Regions from separate parts of the Mus musculus genome. Here all the other regions are linked to region 5. The links are chromatin loops, found by intact Hi-C in ENCODE. Cell type or tissue: gastrocnemius. All regions are shown on one strand. Region 1 overlaps Pknox2 (Pbx/knotted 1 homeobox 2). Region 2 overlaps Pknox2 (Pbx/knotted 1 homeobox 2). Region 3 overlaps Pknox2 (Pbx/knotted 1 homeobox 2). Region 4 has its middle 29 kb from the start of Pknox2. Region 5 overlaps Slc37a2 (solute carrier family 37 (glycerol-3-phosphate transporter), member 2).

Region 1 (4,000 bases), 310 kb after region 5:
CAGTGCTGGAGACACATTGCAGGACAAATTAATTGAGCTTTTATGGCTACAACATGAACTGGTGAGAAAGGAGCTCCCGCAGCATTGACTGAGCTCCCCGTATCACAAAAATAGCGTGCACTAAGTATTTATGTGTAAAATTTTAATTTATCCCTCACAAGACTTCAGATGGACATTATATTTCCTTATGACACCCAAGGAAAGAGAAAAGGATATAAGAAAAGAGACAGGCCCGACACCATACACTAAGTAGTGAATGTGTATATGGTTATTATAGAGCCTGTGTTCTTCTAACATAGTGGCATCCTGTTACAGATAGAGAGGAGAGCAAGGTTCCTGGTCCCAGGTTAGGCATGGGATGACTGCAATCCAGGGATGCAGAGACTTGAGGGGACATAGCAGTTACTGTGGAGCATGAGTTTGGATTTGGTAACTGATTGGAAGATGGGGAAGTAAGTAGGACATCCTAATGTACTGGGCTTAGCAGCCTGTAAAGGAGCCAGCTCTTAGCTCTGGGACTCCCCAGCAGTCTATGGAAGTCACTGACGGCCCATCTCTCCCTCAGAGGGGTAGACTTCTCCCTGACATGCAGCAAGCTTTGCTTTTCCAAAGTTATCAGGGAGGTGGAAGGCGGTATACTGCAGTCACTCTTGCCAAGGCCTTAGGACTTCTGCCCCATGCTTGATCATCTTGAGGACGTGACCTGTGACTTTTCAGATCGGGTGGGGACAAAGGAAGGTGGTCCACCTCAGGAGTATTACCACTTAGACGGGAAAGCAGCACCCCAGACCAAGGAGGCAAGAAGTGGATTTGTGCTACCCCATTGCGCCATAGCAGTAGAGCTGTGACTTCTGTTGGGCTTCATAGTGTGTAGTTCCTGCCCGGTGGGTGAAACCTGAGAGCTCCCGCTCCTTCCGGGAAGGAGTGTTCCTTAAGAGCAGCAGCTGCTGCTTGTCTCCACAGGCCTGGAGTGCCTTTCCCTTGAGGCCAAAGCCCCCAGCTGGGGTGGAACAGGACAGGATTAGATGGTTTGTTTATATGTGCTTGGCTTCCTTGCTTTTGCAAGCCTAGCTCTTCTTGGTCTAAGGCAGGACTCTGGCTGTGATAGAACAGAGGGACTCTGCCAGAAAGGCTGTCTGGGGACAGAGGCAACCTCCTCAACCACCTAGACGCGCGTACAGCCCAGTTAGACCACAGATCTATGAAGCATCTAGCACGCACTCCAAAATGTGCTAGGCACAGTGTCAAAGGAAGAGTCAGCCTTCTTTCCCTCACAAACCTATTCCCAAGCTAAGGCAACAGACATCTGCACAAGAGAGAACCTTTCTGTGTGCCCTGTAAAAGGTGATAGGAAATAAGGAAGAGTCAAGAGGACTGTCCGCGTCCATGCCTAGAAAGATGGGACAAGCTTCCAGTGGAAGTGGGACACTGAAATACGTCCCACCCTCCCCTCGGACCAGGCAAGTTAGTCTTGGTGGTAGCCATCTGGGAGGGGTTGGTGAGCTGGTCTGAGGCTATGGATCCGCAGAGACCCCTAGTGGCCAGGGCAAGGATAGCAGATGGCTGGGCCCTGTATCTGGATCCTGTTCCTTAATCCTTTCACTGGAATCCTAGAGACCATCGGTTTTTTGTTTTGTTTTGTTTTTTTCTTAATCCTAAAATGCAAGGGATTTTGCAAGGTCATCCAGTTTATCTCCCTGTTTCAGGGACAACCTAGTAAGATAAAAATTCCAAACATCTCAAAATACATTCAAGAGGAATGTTTCCATCATTTATTTTTGTCATGCTTTAGGTTTTTACCCCATTGTGTGTGTGTGTGTGTGTTTGTGTGTGTGCATGCATGCATATGTGCATAAATGTGTGTGGGTGTGAGCATGCATGTATGTGTGCATATGTGCATGTGTGTGAATGTGTGTGAGTATTTGTATGTGAGATCGTGTGTGTGTGCTTCCCAGAAATTTCTTCTTTAGGTGAAAAATAACTTCCTGAGCATCTCAGGCCCTTTCCCTATTAAGAGTAAAGACAGAAGTCTTAGGAGACGGACAACTCTTCCAGCTGATGTCAGAGCACAGATCCAATCTTGTGGTCACAGCCAGTTTTTGTGTGCCCCATTATCCCACAAACACACTCCCAAGATCCATCCCAGAGCCCCTCTTGTTTCTTAGTAAATCCCTTTCTCTGAAGAAGTCTTCCTTTTTGTTCCAGAAATGAGAGTTGAAGTAAAACTGATGACCGTTGATTGATGTGCATAAGATGAGGGCAGGGGTGAGGGTGTTGCAGGTGGCACTCTGGGGGCACATGTTCCTTGCTTTTGTAAAGTTGCTTCTCCCTCTGCTCAGCCTCTTCTGAGGGACTCATTGCCTGTCCACCTCAAATAAACTGGTGTGTGTGTGGGGGGGGGTCATACCACCTGTGGAGGCCAGGTTTCTTGTGGCTCTCCAGAGAGACAGCAGAGTTCTTGGACTGAGCTCAGCTTCAGCTGCTTTTGGTGCCTGGTGCCTAGACAGCTCGAGAGGGATGCGAGACTGGATGCTGGAAGTGTCACTTACACTGCAACCACTGTGCTTCTCCGCTCCCTGTGGGTGTCCCTCTGTGAGTGTACACAGCAGCCGCCTGGGTCTGGAGTCAGATAAGCCTCCAGGAAGCTGTTGAGAAGACAACAATACCATGTATTTAGCCAATAGATTCTTCCCCAGGGCTTTCGCTGCTGCCACAGTGGCTTCTTCAAAAAAAAAAAAAAAAAAAAAAATGACGAAGACTGTCCCTAGAGAGTCAGAGCTGCCCTGTCGCCACCGTTCCACAGAGCTACAGACTAATATGCAACCTGACATCACAGCAAGGTGGGGTCTTTGCCCTCTTCTGAGACGGGGGCTATACTTAGATTTCTGAGGCTTGGTACCAAGTTCCAGGGGTGCACCAGAGAATACCAAAGGAAGCATATGACGAGGTCTGTGCTGTCCTGTGTAGCCTTGACTCAACTTCTCCTACTGCTGAATAAAAAAACACTAGGGCTCTAGGGCTTTGAGGACAGATATAACCCTTGCTCTGCCACTCAAGTGACTACAGCCATATGAAGTAGGAAATAAATCATTAGACACCAAACAGTGCCAGGCAGTGTGTTTGTAGCAGGGCCAGTGGATCTAAATCCAAAGTTCCTTTCCTCTCTCTGTTAGCCTCTATCATACACACAAGACCAGGAGACCTATAGCTGTTTAAGTCAGGGAAGTCCTGAAAGGGACTTCAATCCTTTCGAGGAAAATGTGACACTCTCTCTCTCTTGTTGACCCTGGAAGGTGATGGTGAAATTAACATGAAATCAAGTGGCTAATTAGCACCCTCCGATATTCATGTATATGGTAAATTGGTAATCTTCAGATCTGTCTGATGCTGGAGGCTAGCTAGAGAAAGCTTTGAAATTTACAAATAGCTGAGGGTTTGATTCCGTGACCCTGTGTGGGTTGTAGAGGTTGCTCAGTGGTTAGGAGCATGTGCTGCTCTTGCAGAGAACCTGAGTTCTGTCCCCAGCACCCACATGCAGTGGCTCACAACTGCCTGTGACTCCAGCTCCAGGGGAGCCCATGGCCTCTTTTGGATTCTGAGAGCACCTGCATTGCCACGTGCATGTAATGGCACGTAGACATGCACATCCACACATAATTCAAAATAAAATAAATCTTTATAAAAATATCTGAGGCCTCGGGAGGTGTGTGAAGTAGCAGCCCTGTTTGCAGATGTCAGGGAGAGACACCAAATGCAGAAAGGCCAGGCCTCTGCTTTCTCTTCCTCGCCCCAGCTAAGCTGTTGCCAGCCCTGGCCCTGCCTGCGGTCTCTACTCCTGAACTTTTCCATTCTACCCCTTTGCTGGTGTATTTTGGCTTCCTCTCGGTGCCTCACAGCTAAACAACAAGGGAAGGGTGGAGAAGAGTAGGGGAGAAAATGATCCAAGCCAGAACAAAAATTCCCTTTAGTTGCCCAGACCAAGTGAATGGGGGTGGAGGCT
Region 2 (4,000 bases), 260 kb after region 5:
TAGGCAATGTCACAGAAAACCAGTTTCTGAATAGGAGAGGGCTCTCAGTTCTCAGAGCTAGAAAAAGATACCGAATCAACTAGATGTGATGTACAAGACGCAGCTCTTAAACCAGATGCTGAGGCAGAAACATAGTGAGTCTGAGGCTAGCCTGAGCTATCGAAGAAGACCCTTGTTTCAAAAATAAAATATAAAATAAAATGAATAAAACAAGACCAGAGGGAATGAAGGAGAGAATGTCACAGATGAAGAAAACAGAACTCTCAGGATTGAAGAGGGCGGGAAGCCCCCGCCTCCCCCGCCCCCCCCCCATTCTTTATGCCATCCACCTGCCCAGTCTCCAGTCTGGAGTGAAGGAGCATGACAGGAAGGGGTCAGAGCAAATTTGAACTTTCCTTCCTTCTTCTACCTCAACGCCGGATACTAGGATACAATTTAGTCCCAGTTAGGGTCAGGGGCCAGGAACAAATGCTGTCAGGCCAGCTGGCCAGACAGTTCCCAATTAGACTTTGTTTCTCATCCTTAAGGCCTTGAGCCCCCAACCCCTACACCCCTGCCCAATTACTGCCCGGCAGCATTAACCCCTTGGTGCCCCAGGCCGTTAATGGAATGTTAATTGGTCTAATGGGTTTCATGTCAACAAGTCCTAATGAGCTCCTTCTAACGAGCTTGGCAATTTTTTCCCTAAGCCTATGTTTGTCAACACAGTGGAGTTTGTGCTCCAGTCTGAGGGCATCATGGCACTGACTCTGGGGAGCTAGTGCTAAGAAGGCACAGAGAGGGGGCACCCCTTAGCTGTACATTCCTGTTTCTCAGAGTGAAGATTCTTTTGTACCCACCTTTGGGGCCCCAGTCTCCCATGACCTCATTTGGCTCCTGAGTCTGCAAAATGGCACTTTGGACCAGTTCAATGACAGTATCAGTGATACAAATTACTTCCTCCTGGATATCTTGTGGAGTTGAGTACTGCATAGGGTTCCCCCCACCACCACTCCTCCCCACCATGTCTTGTAATAAAGGTCTCAGCATTAAAGGGAAAATTCTTCAGCTGAGTCCAGACCAAGCAATTCTCCAGCGTAAATGTTCCTCAGAGCTCTCTGATTGTGGCATTGGCTGTGGTCCCTTGAATGCCCTGGTGACATCTAATGACAGAAATGAGAGGGTCTCTGGACAGGGCCAGTGACCCCACAGAACCTCTGAAGAAAGCTCTGGAGCCCCAAAACTCTGAACTGGTCCTCTTTCTGCTACCAAAGAAAGCATATAGGGCAGGTTTCCCTAAAGATCCAAGACCCCCCAGCTATTGCTAAAGGGCTTCCCTACATCCAGACCCTACATCTGACAGGATGACAAACATCCCTACATTCCTCTCCAGGATGGTGCTTATGCCCCTTCAGGGTGAAGCAAGATGGGGTGCGTGCGAAGGATTAAGGACACAGCAAGACTCCCCAGATGAGCATAGAGGTCTTTGGCAACTGAGCTCCTGGGTCAAGTTTCCAAAAGTGGCTGTACTTGTCTAGGCTGAGAAAGTAACTTAAGCCTTTTTTTTAAAGTGGCTTCCAGTTCTCTTTCAGGAAAAAAAAATATCCTTAGAGGGCAACAGCAGTGGCCTAGGAACTTTTATGTTGACTCCAGAAAAGGGGAGGAGCCAGAGTCAGCTAGCATCCTTGCTGTACAGCTGGCAGGCTCAGAACTGAAAACTGCTTTCGCCTCGTGGATAGTTGATTCTAGGATTCTCAGCTATCCTTCTTTGCTCTGCAACAGACATTATCAAGTGACACCATCTCTAAACAGCCCTTGCCTTCGTTATGGGAGCATTAAGGAAAGAGTGGAGATTTATGACTTTTCTGTTTAGTCATAATTTTTCTGTTTGAGCTTTCTTTGCCTTACCTTCACTGTGAGTTTCTCATTTACGGAATGAAGTTACCAAAAGACTCAAACCCAGTGTTAAATAGTTGCCCCAATCGTCTGAGGGAAAAAAAAAAAAAAAAAAAAAAAAAAAAAAAAAAAAAAAACCTTCCTGGATATTGCTGTAGCAGTGTCTCTGCCCTGTGCTCCCTCTTCTGGAGATTTCTGGTACTACAACCCTGCAGCCTTTTCAGTCATTGAAAAAGATTGGTGCTTTGGGGCACTCCTCACTCCCAGGCTCTCTCTTTCTGCCAGGCCCACCCCGCGCTCCAGAACCAAGGCCCAGTCAAAGTTACTTTATCTTCCAGAGTTCTTAACATCTCTCAAGATCTCTATTTCCTTATTCTTCCGGGTTTTAAAAGAGAGAACTCATATACTTGTTTTAGTATCGTCTTTGGGGAATGTGTGTGTGTATCTGTGTGAGTGTGTGAGTGTGTGTGTGTGTGTGTGTGTGTGTGTACAGGGTCTTACTATGTAGACCCTAGAGGCCTGGAAATGCACTATACCTGCCTCCCAAGTGCTAGGAGTATGTGTGCCCCTCACCTAGCTCTCTTCAGAAGTCTTCATTTTGAAGGTCTTTCTAGTATCTCAAGACATTTTCCTCTGGGCAAGGGATGTGTAGGTCAGTGGTGGAGTACATGTTTAGAACAGCACAAAGTCCTAGAGTCCATCTCTAGCATGGAGGAAGAGGAGGAGGAAGAAGAAGAGGAGAAGGAAGAGGAGGAGGAGGAGGAGGAGGAAATAATCTGCTTCCTTTTTTTCCTTATGGATTTCTTTCTAGTCTCCCCTTGCTTACTATGACTGGCGACAATCCACACAAATCCGGGCAATGAAGACAAACCTTGATAGTCTTCCTGACAGAGGAGAGAGACTCCCACACTCTGCTCTCTCCTAGGCTCCTGTGCTAAGGATAGCCTGGGTCTCAGTGTCCATCACTGAGATGGACACAAGGCAAGCCCAGTGGTCAGTCTGCTGAGGCGGGTCAGAATGAGAGAAGGACAAGCCTTGTAGCCAAGATGCTTGGCCAGCACTATCCTCACCGGTCCCCACTTTACTTTCTTCCTTCCTGCCAAATTATCACCTCCCTCCACCAACCATACCCCCCACCCCAGAGAGAAGATCTGGCCTCATTCACCCATCCTGCCTCACTCCTTAGCACAGTTCCCTGCACAGAGTGGATCTGTGATAAGCATCTGCTGAATGAAGCATGAAACCCCTCTGCTTTGCTTGTGTGCTTGAGGTCAAAGCATGCCTGGTACTTTGGAGACTCAGGTCAGGTCAGGGTAGCTCTTTCTTTCCCTCTCTGAAAAGAACAATAACAAAACAAAACAAACAAACAAACAACAACAACATAACGACAAAACACACACACTCCTGAGATCAATATTTTTTTTTTTGAATGGCACCTCTATTCCTTTAGGTTGCTAGGGGAGACCTGATAGAGGCCCCAAGTACCTTCAGGGAGAGACAGGGAAATCTGAACACTGGATCCCAAAGACTTCTAGCTCACCAGCCCCCTCTGCCCTGGAGAGAGTTTCCCCCTCTCTGTGTTCTTCAGGTTTTCCTTCCCCATGCTGGGCAGTGCTATATCAGTATCTAGCCTGTGAGTGGCTGGCTCTAAATATTTCAAGGCATCCACTGCAACTCAGCATCTCCCCGGGCATTCAGTTTCCCTGGGTGGCATTGCCAGGATGTCTCTGCTTACAAACCCTGGTCTAGTTCAAGGAGAAATTTTGAGGCCCCAAGGGGCAGCTCATTTACTGATGATGAGGTGGAGTGGAATGCAGTGAAGAAGACCTGTAAAGACACACACACACACACACACACACACACACACACACTTCCTCATGGCCTGTCTCCTATGTAAGAAGCAGGCCATCCATTTGGTAATTCTGCCTCTACATACTGGCAACTCTATATTGAACCCAAACAGAAGAAAGTCCTGGTGTCTGCACTCTTCTGTTTTTTTCCCTTCCCCAAAACTTCCACGCAGACCACCTCTGGACTAGTCTTGAAGAAGGCTGATGGCCCGTGTCCTTTGCTACCACTAGGGGGTGTAATGAGTACACTTGGGAGGGTAAGCCAGGTGCTTGGA
Region 3 (4,000 bases), 330 kb after region 5:
CTGCTAACGCCAGCACTTCAAAGGCTGCAATACTCCAACTGCTCCCTCTGTGAGCTTTAAACATCTTGCCCAAGTCACCCCATCCTCACCGTACAAACTCTTTGCAAGTATTTAATCATCACATAACTTAATAACGTCTTGTTAAATGCCATGCCTGAGGTCTCACAATAGAGCTAGTTTGGGAGCCCCAATCTCTGGGACTTTAAAGAGTCCAAGCATTTCTTGTCTACTAGCAACAGGAGCAGAAAGAAAGATCCTGGTCTGAGAATGCTGGATGGCTTGGCGCTCTATGCCCAAGACCTCCAGGTCTCCTTCTCTGTTTCTAGGATTAATCCATAGTCTCTTTAGACTCTCCCAATGCCTACTGCCTGTGAGGCACTTGTGCCAGAGCCTCAGAAAGCCCCAGAATTACATTAACTCAGTGTTGTCTGGCTCCACACTCAGTGGCCTCCAGACCCTCCTCCTTAGGTTCTCCCTTTCTTTTGTTTCTGATTCCAGGTAGGTTTTTTGTTTGTTTTATTTTTGTGATTTTTTTTTTTTGTGGTGGGGCGGGGGGAGGATATTGTTTTGAGAGTCTCTTGTAGGCCAGGCTGATCACTCTGCTTTCACCTCTGAAGTGTTGTGATTATAAGCATGAGCCACCACACCCAATCAGACTTTTCCTTTCTTTAATGTCACTCAGTTCAGCCATCTTCCTGTGGCTCTGGCCACTTCATATTCCCTTTCCATACATTTCTACGGTGCTCAGCGCCGAAACTTCAGCATCTCCAATTTTGCCTTTGTTTTCCTCTATCAGTGGTCATTTATGTGTAAAGATGGTGCAGACACATTCTTAAATGTGCACTGTGTCCTCATGAAGTGCGGTTCAAGAGAGGGAATAAATGTGTAATCAAGGCCAGACCAGAGTATGCAAGACCGTAGGAGATATCTGTACCACTCAGCCCTCCGCAAGGGAACGCAGAGCCATAGTCTGAAGAACCGAGGTGGTAGGACCATCTGAGTGACTGTCCTATAACTCACTCTATAGACCAGTGCTGGAGTTAAAAGTGTGTGTCACTACTGCCTGGCCCACCTCACAATGTTAATATGTTTGATTAAATGAAGTTAAATGTATGGAAGCGTTGCAAAGGATTAAAAGGTCCTATGGCAGTAGTGTACCACTGTATATATCTGGTCTCTCCAAATTCTTAGGAAAAATCTGGATACATAGTAGATATAAATAACAAGTAATTTAGATTGTATTAATTCATGCCCCTTCCCCATGTACTGCCTTTTGGGGGCTTTCAAGACCATTGTTGATCCTAGCTCTGAGAATGCCTGCCTTTCTGGGGAATCAAGTGAGAGTCAGGGGAAAGTGCCTTGCGATCAATACTGAACTGACTGTAAAAACCGCCCTGGTCCCCATTGTGTGGCACTGTGCTGGGGGAGTCGAAGGCACGTGGGAGCTTCTTGTGTACACTCCAGATGCATTGTCCTCAAGAGCAAACATTGCCCTTTTCCGGTTCCGGCTCCCCATTCCTGAGCTGTGTCCATGTGCTGGGTATGAACACCAGGACAATCTAGCCTCCATATGCCCACAATTCCTCATTAGCCATTCTCTCCTTTCAGCACCCCTATCCCACTGAAGATGAGAAGAGGCAGATTGCCGCGCAGACAAACCTCACCCTTCTGCAAGTAAACAACTGGTGAGTTGGCATCACCTGCCCACAGGCTCTCAGATCCAGGAGCACATGCTTGGCTAGGGAACTCTGAGCAGGGAGAGGAGAGAGAGTGCCCAGACCTGCCTCAGCCTCAGCTCCACTGCCAGGCCAGATACAAGGAGCTGGAGTCAGCCTGGCCTGGCCTTCAACTGCAGCTTCACAGCACCCTCTGCTGGGAAATTGGGTCAAGTACATCCATGGAAACCTAATGAGTTTAGGGGGAAAAACAAAACAAAACAATACCACTGCTAGAGAATCTGGGTTCACCAGCCTAGCAGAGACAGACCAGAGGGTCTTACATCAGATACCAAAGGCACATCCAATCCAGCAGTGGTTATCTGGTCTACCCAACTCCATGTATGCTGAAACCAAAACATTTTACAAAGTAAGCTAGGAATGAGGAGGGAGAGATGCCTTCCTGAACTGGCAGGGATGTAGGGTGTCCTTGTCTGCTTCTGGTCAGGATGGACGGAAGGTACTAGACCCTAAAGCTAGGCCCCTGTTATAAGTCCAAAAGTTGGTGACTGTGTCCACAGCCCTTCCCTTCTCTGTTCAGTTCTGGTGGATCTTGAGTAAGGATTTCTGACAGCTCCTCATGCATTCTTCCCAGAGTCTTTGATCACCAAACCTTGGGTAATTCACAAACTCCTCGGGCATAGGATTTCTTACCTGTAGACTAGTACCCCTGCCTACAGACATTTGCGGGGAGCAGCTTAAATGTCACATTTGCTCACCCCAACACTATCCATGCGGCCCAGATGGTGTCTAACCAGGTCTTCCCCATCACCCCTGGGCAGGTTCATCAATGCCAGGAGGCGCATCCTGCAGCCCATGCTTGATGCCAGCAACCCAGATCCTGCTCCCAAAGCCAAGAAAATCAAGTCTCAGCACCGGCCCACCCAAAGATTCTGGCCCAATTCCATTGCTGCTGGGGTTCTGCAACAGCAGGGTGGCACCCCAGGGACGAACCCTGATGGTAAGACCAGGCCTAAGGATGCCCTCGGTTGGGGTTGGTGGGGCTCCCGAAAAGCAAAGATTCAAGGGTGAATGTCTCCTTCCCCAGGGTCCTGTCATTACTTTCCACAGTGCTTGTACCAGGTTGTTTTGTTGTGTTTTGTTCTGTTTTGTTTTTAGAGAGAGAGAGCTTACTAAGAAGGGATGTTCTGTGCACATTTTTGGTTTGTTTTTGTTATTGCTATTATCTGTGATTTGTTTTGTTTGAGGCAGGATCTCATGTGGTCTGGCCTCATATGGCCAAGGCTATTCTTGTATTCTGATCCTTATGCTTCTGCTCTCTTAGTGCTAGGTTTCCAAGTATGAGCCACAACGCTCATCTCTCATGTAAGTTTTAACAAACTTAAAGCAAGCTCACAATGGAATGGGAGAGGGTGGTCCTTGGAGTCAGTGGTTGCTCAGCAAGAGCCCTTTTCTCCTTGCTCCTCATACTCCCAAGTTTCTGAGCACAGACACTATCTACTTAGCTCTCCAAGGGCAAGGCCATCTATAAATACCAAGGCAGGCAGCTGGCTTGTGAACAGAGGCCAAGGGAAGCTTTGTTCTTCCAGATTCTCTATCACACCCTCCATACTTGCTCTCCAACGTGCTGGTTTCATGGTAAACAATGGATAATTTAATCAGCGAGACATTTCTGAGGTTGGCCCCTGAAGATCGCTGTGTGGGCACTAGGGTGGAGACACCCGTGCACATGCATATCTGCATGCCTATGGCTGTACACAGGTTCCTCTGTGACGTGTTGCCATCTGTTGAGGTAGATTAGGAATAAATAGAGGTGGTGCTGGACAAGTCTGCAGAAAATCCCAGTGCTAGCAGTGGTGACACAGTATCTGGAACCCAAGACTTAGCAGAAGATGAAGATGAAGACAAGACTCAGTTTCCTCCACTTCAGAATTCCTTTCAGAGTTCCTGCTTTACAAAGTAGTTGGAAATTTTAACTAATTAATTAATTAAAAAGTGCTTTCTATACTTATATAGAGAATGCTGAATATGTAGTAGCCTGGAGTGTTGCTGCCTGGAATGGTGCAGAAGTTAAGCAATGGAGGGATAGAAAGCTTCATGCCGGTGGATTGTCTCACTCAGGGTTTGGTGCTCTTACACCTTTTTTGGTGACAAGGGCCCCACCATCCCACAAGCCAGCCCATCCACCCTGTCCATCACTAAGGTTGCTGGGCCCAAGCCACAGTCCTTGCCTCATCCTAACCTTTGTCCTCTCCCATGCAGGTTCCATCAACTTGGACAACCTGCAGTCCCTGTCCTCAGACAATGCCACCATGGCCATGCAG
Region 4 (4,000 bases), 54 kb after region 5:
AGCCAGAGAAGCTGAAGCCGGGCAAGCTTAATATGTTGCCCAAATATTTGTACAAAGAAGGAATCGGTGAAGCTGAGCCAAGAATCCAGGTTATACTGTTCCTGGTTCCTTCCACTCACTGTCTTTCTTCAGTGATCCGTGGAGGAAGCAGAGACAGGAGGAGACTGTAAACGTTGGTGTGAGGCACGAGGAGGCAGTTACATTTTCCCTCACTGGAGGGGGCAGTTACATTTCTTTCCCTTTGTCCTATCGACTCAGTCCAATGTACAGTCATATGAAATGTTAATTTGTGCTGTTCTCAATATTTAGTTATATCTACCCCTACGTGCGTGTATCTGAGTTTTCCTCCCCTAGGCTCCAAGTTCCCCAAGACTTTTACTCATACATGTCCTCCAAGGAAGGCAGAAGGATCCCACATAGGTCCATGGGGTCTGGCTTCAGACCTTGCAGGAGGCGTGTGATACAGTGCTAATGACGTCATCACTGAATCGCATAGAAGCCCAACTCTCTTGCTTTTCCATCTTCCCATAGTGCCCAGCCAGGCTCCTCGGCCTCCTCGTTAGCCTCTGTGAGAAATTAAAGCTCCGGTAATCAAATCAATCCTTGTAAATTCCCCAAGAACAGCTCCAGAGGCCCCAACAAGCCAGCAAACCCCAGACCCAAATCCATGTCAAATTTCATAGATATAATTTAAGCAGGGATCAAAACACACACTAACCTAGTAAGTACGGCTGCTCAAAATGCAGAGTTTATAGTCCATCTGCCTCTCTGCTTCAGGGAGTCTGTATTAAATTTATTGCAAAGTAAAACAAATAAACCCAAGCAAAGGCAAGATGAAAATCTGCATACTCGTCGGAGAATTAGCAGCCCTCTCTGGTTAGGAAGGCTGCCTCTCAATTTGCATCTCTAAGGAGTTGTGACTGGGCTGGGGGTTGGGGCTGGTTGGGCAGGACAGAGACTCGAAGCAGGACTGTCCCCTGCTGGCTGGTAGTAGAACTGCAACCCCCTTGATCTTTGAGGGGGACTTTGTGGGGCTTATCCCACACCCGTGGAGAAAAGGATCTGCAGATGAAATAGTGGTTGACAACGTGTGGAGTTGGTAGAGCAGGCAGCAGAGAAAGAGAGAGAGAGAAAGTCACTGTGGGAAGCAATCTGTATTGCTTCTGTATGTAAGACTCGTGGCTAGGAAGTGGGTTGGAGAGAGGGGTGTCAAGGAGATTTGGAATTTTTACAGGTGTACTAACCAGAGACTGCATCGAACTTCGTGACTTCTCTTATTCCTCTTTCCTGTTCCTTCTGCATTGTTTGCAACTGTACTCACAAAGGCCAGAAGTCTGGTGTGGAGGCTGTAGTGATTCTTGCACTATTGGCTGTAGAGTATCAGCCACCTGCTGCCTGTGTAAACCTGGGACAAGCCATGTCGGAGACAAAGGGCTGAGTTGGCGACAGGACTCGAATGTGCATGGCCTTGAGATGTGATGCTTCCTGGAGCAGCCCGTTCCTGCTCAGTTTGCTCATCTGTTCTAAGCCTTTCAGTGTTGACGCTGTGGATCTGTGGTCCAGGAGTACAGACATCCATCATGTTCTTTCTGGGAAGCTCAGAGGATCTCACCTGCTCTCCCAGGATGCTCCCATCATCCTTTCTGCCTGGCTCTATGGGCACCACCTTTAGAGTGATGGGTGCAGAGATTTCTGCAGGCAGGGGTAGGCTATCTTCTTTATAAGATCTTATAGGTAGATGAAGAGAAATATATTGATCTATAGATGTAGTCACACTCTAATAATTTGTTCTGTTTATTTATTTATGAACCCTGCCATTTAGACGGCTGGTGTATACCATGGTCTTTCTTAGCAATCGCTTGCTTTCCTCTGCTTGCTTTTCTCAACCCGGTGCCCAAGACAGAAGGCTCAGAATAAGCATCTGATGAATGAGTGAATGTGTAAGAGCTAAGTGATGCAGGATGATAAATACTTGGCCACAGAGTCTGCTTGGCTGGCCTCCTTGATTTCCTTTATTCTCCAAGGACCTCGTGACAGGCCTCTCTAATCTACTTCCTGAGGAGCTATAAAAAGCCATCTGCTTCTTCACCAGTCCCTCAAAAGGCATCACTTCCAAGTGGGTAGGAGCCCAGAATCTGGAATCAGAAAGTTCACAGTTCTTATCCTGGCTACTGTACTCAAACTAGCCAGGGGCACCTAGCCAAGACCCAGCCTCAGTCTCTGTTTTTCTGTTTCTCTGTCTCCCTGTCTCCTTCCCTTCCTCTCTCACTCCCTCTATCCTTCCCCCTTCTCTCCCTCCCTCCTTCCCTCCCTTCCTCTTTCCCTCCTTCCCTCCTTTCCTTCTTCCATCCCTCTACCCTTCCCTCCTTCCTTTCCTCCCCACCTCTCTTTCTTCTTCCCTCCCTCCATCTCTACTTCTCTCTTCTGACCACAGAATATATGAACACCAAGTCAGACTGCCAGGCTGCCCCAGGGGTTTAACCTTGGCTTCTCTGTTAGTTGAGTAGCTCGGAGCAGGTGACTTAATCTCTGGTGCTTCAGGTTCCTCATCCATAAACTGGAGTTAATAGAATCTACTCCATAATGTTGATGTGAGGATTAAAAGAGCTAATTCACATAAAGCCCCTAAAACAACGCCTCATGCTTGGTTGGCATTAACTAACGCAATAAACGCTAGAGGTTATTAATAAGAAACAAGGGATTTTTGTCAAACTGAAGGCATGTACCTAAAGGAAAGGCTCTCCTAGAAGATGTGTGGAAAGGTAAGAGGGAAGCCTTTGTGTGAACAAGCAAAGCCTGCCCAGAAGGGACAGGTAGGTTTGCCATCCTGGGGGCAAGAGCAGCTGTCCAGCTCTTCACCTGCACAACTCACCTTGGCATTTGTTTATCAGAAGCATCATGGGATAAATCTCAAGCATTCAAAGTTCTTGCAGCTTGCTGGCCTTTGAGGCATATTTGCTCATAGCCCCCACGCACCCCCTTCTTCGTTCTGGCATCGCTTCTTCCGACCATTTCAGCTGCACTGAGAACAAATGAGCTCAGTTCTTCCCAGTGGACCCAATGCTCGTCCTTTGCATTGTCTCCTGCAGGTGTCCTATCCAGTATCCCCCCCTCCTAACCTCTGAATGTCCCTGGCCCTTCAGACAGCAGCATCTATGGGAAACCTTCCCTGTTGAAGCCTGGTAGAGCCCTAACCTGATCTTCTGTATCTCTGCACTTGTTCCCTTTCCCTCCTGTTAGTGTGTGCCAACCCAACAAAACCCCAACAGAAATTAGTATCTGCATGATTCCAGAAGCCAGAAGTCCAAAGTTAAGGTGCCAGTTAGGTTAGTTTCTGCTGAGACCCCTCCTTGTGGTCTGTAGATGACTACTTCTCCTGTTTGTATAGGGAATAGGGGAGAAATAACCACCCCTTCCATTTGTTTGTGGTGTTTGTTGCTTTGTTTTGTTTCGACAGGGTCTTACTATGTAGCTCTGGCTATCCTAGGCTATCCTAACTAGGTAGATCAGGCTTCCAAGAGCTGGGATTAAACTCATGCCTGCTATGCCTACCCAGTTCGTCTTTTCTAATTCTTATACAGACACCAGTCTTCTCGGATCAGAACCCCACCCTTACAACTTCCTTTAAGATCCTGTCTCCAGCTATAAGACACATTGAAGGTCAAGGGTAGGGTTGTACTTCAGACCCTTGCGTCCCAGCATATAACATGGTCCCTAAGGCTCTGCCATTGCTTATGCAAACATTCCCCAGAAATTACACCTCACTCTGACCCCGTCCATCACTTTGTGATTCTGTCATATCTGTAACACCTGCTCATAGCAAGGGCTCGATAAAGAGGAGTGTTTGTAGGTGGGTGAATGAGCAGTGATGGCAAGGGTTCTGAAATATAGCTATTCCAATGGGACCTAGTGTAGCTCCCTCACTGTATAGCAGGGGAAACCGAGGCACAGCGTCCTTGGTCTTTAGTGGCACAGTGGAGGGAGGTTGGAAGTCAGTCTC
Region 5 (4,000 bases):
TCAGGGTTGGTCTGAGGCACAGAGAGAATGAGATAGGGAGTGATGCTTTTTGTGAAGTGGCCAAATGTGGCAGAAACACTTTGTTTCCCATATTATTCTGGCTTGTTAGTGCCTGCCCAACAAGTAAAGGGGAACCCTAATTACGAACAGTAGACATGAAAGGCAGAAGCTTATTAAGTTGTGGCTTACTTTCTCTTCCATCCCACCCTCTGTTCATGCAGGTACAAACAAATTTGAGGCCTCAATTGGAAGAGCAACATGGGCCACCCCTGCTGGGTACCCAACTTATGAGCAAGAGAATGGAAGCTTCCATCACAGGGAGAGGCAAAGCCTCCTGATCTAACTGGTCTAGCCCCAAGCTACATTGCCACTAAGGAAGGGTACAGAAAACTCTATGGGAAGGGGCTGCTGAGCACCAAGCATGGGAACATGGCAGACTTCAAGGCCTGAGCTCTGGGAACTGCAATCAGAAGGAATGGGCTGAAAGCAGAAAGGAAGGACAGGTTCAGACTCTTGCTTGTTTGGATTCCAAGGCCTGGAAAAGGTGCATCTCTCCTTCCCATGTTAAATTATAAACCTCTGTAATTATCCTGTACCTATGAGGGATTTCACCTTGTTTCAAAGGTGCTGGGCCTCTCTCTCTCTCTGTTTCTGTCTCTGTGTCTGTCTCTGTCTATGAACTATTCTTTCTGTATTTCTCCAAGTAGGACCCTGTTGATCTATCCTCCACTCGATCCTGTTGATAACTCAGCCACTTTGAAGCATTAGTGCTGCCTTTGCAGAGTCAAGGCTTGGATGGGGTACGGGAGCTGTCATAAGTACTAAATGTAGGGGAACTTGCTCTCGGGCTCTTGACCGTGTCCACCCTCAGAGCCCAGTACCTTCCTTGCCTCACTCTTAAGATGCCTCAGTGGATGAAGACATCAGGGTCAGTTTGGTGAAGACTAAGGTGTTGTATACAACTGCAAATGCCAGTGTGAATTAAGCACTGGGTGCTCAAGTCATGACAGCTGTCCTTTAAGAACAAACAGGAAGTGGCTATGGGAAGAACTTAACCCTGAACATAGGTGCCAAGTTTAGCAAGAAATGAAGATACCACTGGAAACATCTGCGTAACTGCTACTGAGCAGTTGCTAGGAGACACCTTGCAGCCACCCTCTGCCTGGTGTTCTGATGCCCCTTCCTTCCGCTCTTGAGTCCTGGTTCACGACATGCCAGGCTGACTCCTGGCATTTCCGCCTGACCTCTAAGCTGCCCATCAGCACCAATACAGATTTCCTTTGCCAACTGTGCCACTGCTTATCCTTGGTAGGGCCTGGCATAGCAGCAGCCATGGGGCTCGTGAGGGGCAGTAAAGCATTGTCACATGAACAACAAAGATTGGTGTTCTGGGGCTGCGACAGCTGTCTTTCCCAGAGGGCATTGCTCATGACATTGATAACACTGTGCAATCCAGCAGGAGCCTAGACCCCCATACAAGATACATCCATTGCATTTACTAGGATGTTGTGTCAGTCAGTGTGTTAGCTAGATACACTGGCCTCAGCAATAAAATATAAAGCTCACTTGCCTGGTTCTCACTTTAGTCCTGCAGGAAGCAGTCAGTCAGGCACATCTTATCCTCAGGACCTGGTACAGGGCAGGGGCTGGCACATGGTAGTCTGCTCAGTGTTCACAAATCCCTCAAGACCAGAAAGACTGACCTTATGTGGAAAGGACAGACTTTAAGGCAAAGCTGTGTTACTTCTGTAGGCCACTAGATGGTGATAGCATCCCGTAGTAGAGTCCAGGGCAGGCAGGGTTGCTATTCCTTCCTCTGCAGAGAAGGAAGACTCTGCTTTCCTGACACAGCCTCTTGAGAGATCAGTGTGGGAGGAGTGGTTCTAGGAGGTCTTCTCTATCTCAGCCTCATTACTTACCACATTCTTCCTGTCTCCTCATCTACACAGGGGAATAACATTGCTCAAGGCATGGGACTGGTGTGAAGGGAGATAAGTGTTAGTCACACTTGCTGCTCTTGTCTCCTTTGCAGAGAAGACAGACTATGAAAATAGAAACAACACAAGCTACAAAGCAATGACCTCAGTTGAGGGCTACATCATTCATTAGTTCAGACCTGATGCGACAGGACTGGTGGGCAGGGCCAGTAGGGGCGATCCTGGTGGCTTCACGTGTGACAGTATTTGAAGGAAGAATCCAAGGGCCTTGGATGATCAATATGAAAAGGCAGTGAGAAGCAGAAGACAGAAGAAGCTAATATAAATCTTGTCATGCTGTCCTATGCTGGGATAAGGACCAGAGCATGGACACACGCACACATGCACTCCAGGCAGGCAAGAGAGTCATTAGAAAGCTTCAAAAGATTTGTGAGAGCCCAGAGCCAGGCTTCAAAAATGAAGGCTTAGGCTGGAGGTGTAAGAAGAGGGTTGGAGAAAACCCCAAAGGCTGAGGATCACCACCCCCATGGACCGTTCTGCACTCGCTTGCCAGGCCAGGTTCTCTGCACCCTCCTCATCCCCCCAACACGCCAGCTCTGCGCACAGTTTGTTCACTAGAGGCCTGGTACCTGTCTTCTCTCAGGCCTCTGCACTCACACGGGGCTAATGCAGGAACATTACCTTAATTAGTTATTCATTTAATTTAACTTCACATTTGGTCTCAATTAAGCTTAAAATGTTCTTCCTTATAGATGCTACAATAGCACGTGTAATTAAAAGGCAATAACTCTTTGTGTTTCTCCTTTAGAGACCCACTGGGAGGCTGGGCTAGTGTGTATGAGGAGTGGCAGGTGGGAAGTAGCTGGAAGGGAAAGAGCCTCTTGTAGAGCTGAGAATTTTAAGGCTTCACTGAAGGAGTGAGGAAGGACCTAAACATGGGACCAGACAGAGGGTGGGGAGGGCCGCTGCAGGGAGCCATGAGACCTAGACAAAGCAACCGACCTTGTCCACGAGGCTATGGGAATAAGGGAGGTTTGGGGGTGGAAGGAGGCCATCCTTACAGCTAAGAAATGGAACCCTATATCCTGTAGAAGGTGTAATGCCTCCCCCCCCCCAGACTGTCTACACCCTAATTCTTAGATCCCATAAATATATTGTGCTACATGATAAACGAGACTTCTTGAGATGGGTTGTCAACTGAGCCCAGGATAACTACAAGGCTCTCATGAATGACAGTGAGGCAGGGGTGGAAAACAGTGGAAGATGTTACATTGCTGATTTCTGAATGCAGAAAGGGCTCATCAACCCTGGAATGTGAGGGACTTCTAGAAGCTAAAGAATGCAAATAGGTCCTCCCCTAGAATCTCTCCTACAGTATTGTCCTTAGCCCTGTGAGACAGTAAGATAATACATGTGCATTGTTCTAAGCCATGTGAAGTTTGTAATGTTTTACAGCAGCAATAGCAAACTCATACGCATCATTAGTGCAAAACAGGCATGACCGACTTACAGTCAGAAGCATAGAAAAACTGGAGCTCCCAGTGCTGGGAAGCTGGCTCAGTGGGTAAAATGCTTGCCGGGTAAGCATGAGGACCCGAGTTTGACTCCCAGAACACGCTCGAAGAAGAAAAGTATGGGGGCAAGTTAATTGTCCAGCACTCGAGAGGCAGAAACAGGAAGATAGTAAGCTCCAGACAGTGAGAATTTACCTAAGACAAACAAAAATCAAGATGGATGGCATCTGACAATGACACCTGAGGTTAACTTATGGCCTCCACATGCATACATATCCACCAGGCATGTGCACGTGCATGAGCCAAAAACCTCAAAGATTAACAGGTATACAGGGGTGGCCACATAGCACCGAGTACAGCAGCATCCTTACCATCCTTTTAGAAATAACTCTAAAGGGGATGTGCCCTCTTTTGGCTGCTGCACAGTGCCCCAATCAGAGCTCATCAATGACATCATCTTTAAGTATACTTCAACTACTTTAACCCCCACTCCTGCCCAATTCCAGGCTTCCTCCCCACAATCAACAGCTCCTTCTAGGGGTTTCTCTC

Evidence for each region. Hi-C counts contacts between places; a loop is a spot of excess contacts. Peaks named below come from ENCODE experiments on the same cell type or tissue, not always from the same donor. Only the 100,000 strongest peaks of a DNase experiment are listed, where the experiment ranks them.
Region 1: a loop joins it to region 5, with 4 times the contacts of the local background. A loop is called at or near these places in 7 of 42 quality-filtered maps.
Region 2: a loop joins it to region 5, with 3 times the contacts of the local background. A loop is called at or near these places in 25 of 42 quality-filtered maps.
Region 3: it touches region 5 in a loop (9-fold over the local background); 16 of 42 quality-filtered maps call a loop at or near these places.
Region 4: it touches region 5 in a loop (6-fold over the local background); 27 of 42 quality-filtered maps call a loop at or near these places.

Annotation. Positions count from the first base shown.
Region 1 is chr9:36,914,081-36,918,080 of GRCm38, reverse strand. The region is part of intron 7 of Pknox2 (Pbx/knotted 1 homeobox 2); the gene reads left to right. Among named protein-coding and RNA genes, the nearest start is that of Gm34652, 58 kb to the left of the region's middle. In gastrocnemius, a CTCF peak has its summit at 1,536 (motif pointing left); DNase peaks (open chromatin) are centred at 1,108 and 1,529; H3K4me3 peaks cover 588 bases; H3K27ac peaks cover 1,578 bases.
Region 2 is chr9:36,968,914-36,972,913 of GRCm38, reverse strand. The region is part of intron 3 of Pknox2 (Pbx/knotted 1 homeobox 2); the gene reads left to right. Among named protein-coding and RNA genes, the nearest start is that of Gm34652, 3.2 kb to the left of the region's middle. In gastrocnemius, CTCF peaks have their summits at 2,061 (motif pointing left) and 3,949 (motif pointing right); DNase peaks (open chromatin) are centred at 2,071 and 3,979; H3K4me3 peaks cover 345 bases; H3K27ac peaks cover 2,739 bases.
Region 3 is chr9:36,892,996-36,896,995 of GRCm38, reverse strand. Pknox2 (Pbx/knotted 1 homeobox 2) reads left to right here. Exons shown (of 13, transcript NM_001029838.2): 11 at 1,609-1,685; 12 at 2,498-2,676; 13 at 3,939-4,000. Among named protein-coding and RNA genes, the nearest start is that of Fez1, 62 kb to the right of the region's middle. In gastrocnemius, a CTCF peak has its summit at 1,875 (motif pointing left); DNase peaks (open chromatin) are centred at 1,822 and 2,577; H3K27ac peaks cover 3,607 bases.
Region 4 is chr9:37,174,247-37,178,246 of GRCm38, reverse strand. No RefSeq gene overlaps it. Among named protein-coding and RNA genes, the nearest start is that of Pknox2, 29 kb to the right of the region's middle. In gastrocnemius, no CTCF peak of the experiment used is centred here; DNase peaks (open chromatin) are centred at 957, 2,027 and 2,149.
Region 5 is chr9:37,227,878-37,231,877 of GRCm38, reverse strand. It overlaps Slc37a2 (solute carrier family 37 (glycerol-3-phosphate transporter), member 2), which reads left to right. Exons shown (of 19, transcript NM_001145960.1): 19 at 222-2,729. Among named protein-coding and RNA genes, the nearest start is that of Tmem218, 22 kb to the right of the region's middle. In gastrocnemius, no CTCF peak of the experiment used is centred here; a DNase peak (open chromatin) is centred at 1,768.